Linked DNA regions of Homo sapiens: region 1 is linked to region 2. Evidence: read pairs that join two places in POLR2A ChIA-PET (ENCODE). Cell type or tissue: MCF 10A. All regions are shown on one strand.

Region 1 (2,500 bases), 110 kb before region 2:
TCTCAAAATGTTGGCATTACAGGTGTGAGCCACCACGCCTGGCCAAGGGCAGTTTTAAAAAGATGAAATAATGAAGTGGGAAGCTACACGTGATGGCTTTAAGTAAGAAAAAAGAAAATCACTGAACGTTTTATATAGTGTGATAAGAAAGCTAAGGGGAGATATACACTAAATGATTCATAAGAGGGATGGGAAAGGTAGATTAGAGGCTAAGAGCTATCATTTTATGTTATATATGTTTTGTTTTAAAATTTGTTACACAAGCCTAAGTTGTTTTGTAATTTAAGAATATCAAATAATCACTTAACATTTCTTTAAAAAGATGTGTGGATGGCAGCCCAAAGCAATTTGAGCGTGATTTTCAGATAGGACAAATTACTTCTGTGAGCAAGAGAGTGAGGATGTCTGGTGCCATGGAGTGATCATGAGTTTGGGACTCAGAATTCTCATCCTGGCTCCACACATTTGTGGCCTTGGATGGGTTACTGAACCTTGGGGCGTCTGTTCCCTCATGGGTAAAATGGACATCACTCGTGGCTGTGGCTTCCTCTGCAGGTGACATGTGTCATGATCTTATAACACAGCACTGGTCCCCAAGTTGGGAAGGATCCAGATAATTGTTTACCAGCTGGGAGAGGGGGTGAGTCTAGAGGCCAGGGCCCTGGTTGGTCATGCTTGCCACTTCCTATGGTGTAAACACTTCCACCATGGCTGACTTCAAGCTACCAGCGTGGAGCCTGCTCCAGCACACTCCTGCAAGGACTTCAAAGGTCATTTATGCCAAGCACCACCCTGTGCTTGAGTCATCTCTTCCACATCCATGAAAGGTAGAGCCAGACCTGCCCCATGGAGCTGCCTCCCGCTCCTAGGAGTATTTCTCCTGAGGGCCACACAAAAAGTGCTCAAGATCCTGGTAAGTTACCTCGGCCTTAACTTTGGGCTCCCACATTCCACCCCCTCCCTGGTTCCTTTCCCCTAGATGCTCACTCAGGGTGTGCTGCTACTGCAGGTTCCCCTACCCTATCCTAGAAGGGCAGGAGTTTGCTGAGGCTGCTATTTTATAAGAGCCCAGTCCTTGGGCCCAGCCTCACTAGGAGCAACAAAGAGTGACTGGGACCAGGTCCGTGGGAAGTGGGGGCGGTTTGTGGGGTGACGCAGCCTGGCTCACCTAGGAGGCACACGCAGATCTCATACAGTGGTTGGAGTCCCTTTCCATGTCATCTCTGCTGGGCTTTGGCAGTAGCCGTCTTTTTTTTTTTTTAGAATTGAAGTTTTTTATTAGAAACTTTTTAACTATGAATTCAATTTTTAAAGAAGCGTAGGACTATACAGCTTATCTATTTCTTTTTGAGATAACTTTGGTAATGTGTATCATTAAGGAATTTTTCTATTTCATCTCAGCTGTGAAATGTATAGGAATAAGTTGTTCATAATATTTCCATTTTATCCTTTATCTGTAAAAAGTGTAGTGTTGTCACTAAGCCTCATTCCACCCACTCAGCTGACTCAGATGCTTCAAACCAAGGAATCCTCCTAGAGGCTAGGCTGAGTCATCCTCTACTGTTAAGTAACAGTGAAAAGCAGGATTGAAATGCAGGACTCTGCCTTCAGCCAGCCCCGGTCCACACAGAGCAGAACTTGCGGTGACTGACTCCCCACTGGAGGTCCCCAGCTCTTTCCCCTTCTTGTCTGGCAGCACTTCTAAGCCTGGAGTCCTGGTCCTGCCCATTTGCCAAAGCTACAGTGTAGCTCAGCCCCTGTGGAGTAAGAAGGACTGAGCTGTTGCCAAGCCCCAGTGCCTGGCACCAGCCCTCCAAGAACGCTGGAACCCCCTTCCCTCTCATTTCTCACTTCCTTTCTCTCCTTACCCCGCTGGCTCCAACCTGAAACCAGGTACAATCTTCTGTCGCATCTGCATTGGGTGGGGTATCACTTCTGCTGACAGGAGACGAGTGAGCAGGGGCAGGTAAGGATTCTGAAGCAGACAGAGTCTCCCGCCCCCATCATACTATCTTTCCAGGCTCTTGTCCACTTTCAGCACCTCCCCTCCTGATCCCATACCTTGGAAAAGGACAAATATATCCACCCTAAAAAATAATGGGACCTACAATCTTGGAAGCAAAATTTGTCTGTGAAAAGAGGCTATGTAGAGAGCACAAGGCTTTGTTGCCTCCCAGTAATGTTCACAATTCCGCCTTACCCACCTCAACCCTAGCAGGTCTAGACCTGCTCCCTCTGGGAAGTGTACCTACAGCCCTGGTTTCAGGAGGCTTGGCGCTCTTGTTCTTTAGGTTATTTGAGGATCTTGTCTCCTTGAGTAGACTGTCCATGCCTGAAGGGCAGGGCTGTGCCTCACACCTCTCTGTATCCCACTAAAGAGCCTGACCAATGCTGGGATTCTAGAGGTTTCCATGAACAGCCATCCATCCACTCATCCATCCATCTGTTCATCTGTCTGGCACAGGCAGTGCATGCTTACTAAGCCCCAGCACTGTGTAGG
Region 2 (2,500 bases):
CTGGAGAACTGTCTGTGTCTGGGCTCAGAGGCTGCTGTGATACTCTGGCGCAGGGAGTTGACGTCAGGGAGACCAGAGACCAGAGGCTAGAATGATTGTAGACCATCTGATTAAGCTCTGTAATAAACTCTGCTTCAGAAATATGACATTCAGTAGTGAATATATCATGGAGGTTAACATTAGAACCCACCCTGATTGCTTATTAAGTGAAGGCATTCTTGGAGAGTGCTGTTAGATTTAACAGTTAGATTTAACAGTAGATTTAAACGTGTGACCCTACCAAGTGACTTACAGAGGTTAGAACTTCAATAGTGCACATGACTGCTCAGATGCCCTCATAAGTACAGAGGAAGGCTGATGTCACCTCCTGAGGAGTTTGAGCCAATAAGCTAATAATTGGGGCCAGCTAACAAATTGAACTAATCCTCAAAGTCATTGCAAGCCACGTAGAAACAAAATGGCCTTTTGTTTGTCATATTTCCATGAGCTTCAAGGGTGAGCTGTCTAAATCGGTACAAATAGTCACCTGTATGAGTAACCACCCTTTGAGGAGCATAGCTTCCAGTTCAGTGAAGTCACATTCTCCCACGTTATATGTCATTGGTACCTCCCAGAAACAATCATACTGTTTCACACTGGGTTTCTCCATGGACATGGACTGGACAAAGATTTTTCCAAAATTATCTGATAATAAGACACAGAAAAACTGATTTGCTATTGGCAACCAGTAGATGGTGGATTACATGCCAACAATGACCTAGGAATATAGACCACAGTAGACCATAATAAATGTGACCTGTTTTCAATGAATTCTTATTCTAAAGGAGCAAGCATCCAAATGCTCACCATGGGAACTGCAGCAAAATTCCACGAGCATCCTATTAGCCACCAAGACGTGCTAGGGTGAGGAGGTATTTTACGCTCAACATCAGTGGGTTTCTTTGCTTCTGGAATTGGGACAGATTGCTGGGCTCCGAGGCACTCTCAGAGAAGCCTCCTAACCCATGCCCCCAGATTCTAAACCAGAACCCGTAAAGTAACTATAGCTCATGTGGCTTTTTGAGGTCCTACTAGGGCCCTCAAACACTGACTCATGTGTCTTGCTGCCTTTTGGGCAGGAATTCCTATACTCATTTCCTCACCTTGCAGTAGAAACCTCTTGTTCTTTGCCTTGCCAAATCTCCGTGGGTTTAGAGAGAACCCAGTGTGTGTCCATGTATCTCAGGAGAACCGGGTCAAGTGAGGGACCAAGACTCTTTGGAACTTGAGGACTCACAAGCTAAGAGGCTGGGTGACTTTCCTAGCCTTCCCTGTTAGTCATTACTGCTTCATATCCTCCAGGAGAGTTAAAGAATGTGCACTGGATCTCAGCAATATTTGGCTAGAGAAAGGGCCTTACCCTGATTCTTAGGCAGGAGCTGCCAAGTCAAGCCCAGCGGAGGCCAGGCCCACTTTTGGCTCCACACTGCCACCTTGTGGTCCTATGGCAAACTCGAAGACACTGCTTTTCCCACTTAAACTGGATGCAGGGTGGCCCCTTTCCCCAGCAACCTCACCCCTTCACTCAAGACAAACACACTTTAATTTTATCTTGCACATCCAATTATCATTGTCCCTAGAAAACTAAAGATGCGCAGGAATTTCCTGGATATTAAATCTTTTTATTGGTGAATTTCAACCTGGGTTTCTGACCCAGGAATGAACTGCTACAGCCTGGGCTGAATCTATAGCCCTGTAGTAGATAAGTGATCTATTTACATACAAAACACAGACACATTATCTGGGAAAGTACTGGCCTGTGCCAAACAACATAACGATTCTGAGAAATCCCCGTAGTCAACCGATGAACCCCTCCTGTCCTCCTCTCTGTCCCGTCTGCCCCTCATGTCCTGCTTGTACATAGGTTTTAAGGGACTAAAGTACTGTCATTCACAGTCACAGGATGGCATAAACAATTTACACAAGTGCCCAGCCAGAGACGGCATTGTTCAGTTTCTCCTGGGGTTAGCCGTCAGAAATGGGATTCACCCCAGAGAGCACAGAGCCTCCTTCTTGCTTCCACAGGGCCCCTCCTCCTTGAACCCTATCCAAGGCCCTTCCACTGGCCCAGACTGTCCAGGCGAGCCTCCTACAGGTCCTGCAGAACTTTCACTCATAGATCCGATGAGATCCACCATTTCCTTCAGGAGCTTCCTGGAATGGGTTCCCGAGGCCCTCAGCCAGTGTGCAGTCGCTCCCCACTGTCCATATCACAGGACAGAACCAGCTTTCTGGAAAAGATCAAGTGTAGCCTTTCCATGGGAGGAACAATGAGGGCTCCAAAGCCACCACCCCAAGTAAATTATTCTTGTGCAATGCAAAACAGAAAATATCATAGTAGTAAGAGGGGATCTATAGAAGGCAAAGGGTAGACAAGAAAGTGCTTTAGTCAGCCTTGATCCCAGGTCTGTCTCCTCTTTTCCTCTCTGAACTGTAGACTCTTTTGGGTCAGGACCCTGGA

Evidence for each region. ChIA-PET counts read pairs that join two places held together with the same protein. Peaks named below come from ENCODE experiments on the same cell type or tissue, not always from the same donor. Only the 100,000 strongest peaks of a DNase experiment are listed, where the experiment ranks them.
Region 1: POLR2A ChIA-PET joins it to region 2 with 14 read pairs; 4 of 35 experiments call an interaction of 5 or more read pairs at or near these places.

What each region holds. Positions count from the first base shown.
Region 1 is chr1:206,000,030-206,002,529 of GRCh38, forward strand. The region is part of intron 1 of RAB7B (RAB7B, member RAS oncogene family); the gene reads right to left. Among named protein-coding and RNA genes, the nearest start is that of RAB7B, 2.1 kb to the right of the region's middle. In MCF 10A, no CTCF peak of the experiment used is centred here; DNase peaks (open chromatin) are centred at 792, 1,562 and 2,272.
Region 2 is chr1:206,105,296-206,107,795 of GRCh38, forward strand. AVPR1B (arginine vasopressin receptor 1B) reads right to left here. Exons shown (of 2, transcript NM_000707.5): 2 at 1,641-2,500. Among named protein-coding and RNA genes, the nearest start is that of AVPR1B, 11 kb to the right of the region's middle. In MCF 10A, a CTCF peak has its summit at 1,478 (motif pointing left); a DNase peak (open chromatin) is centred at 1,446.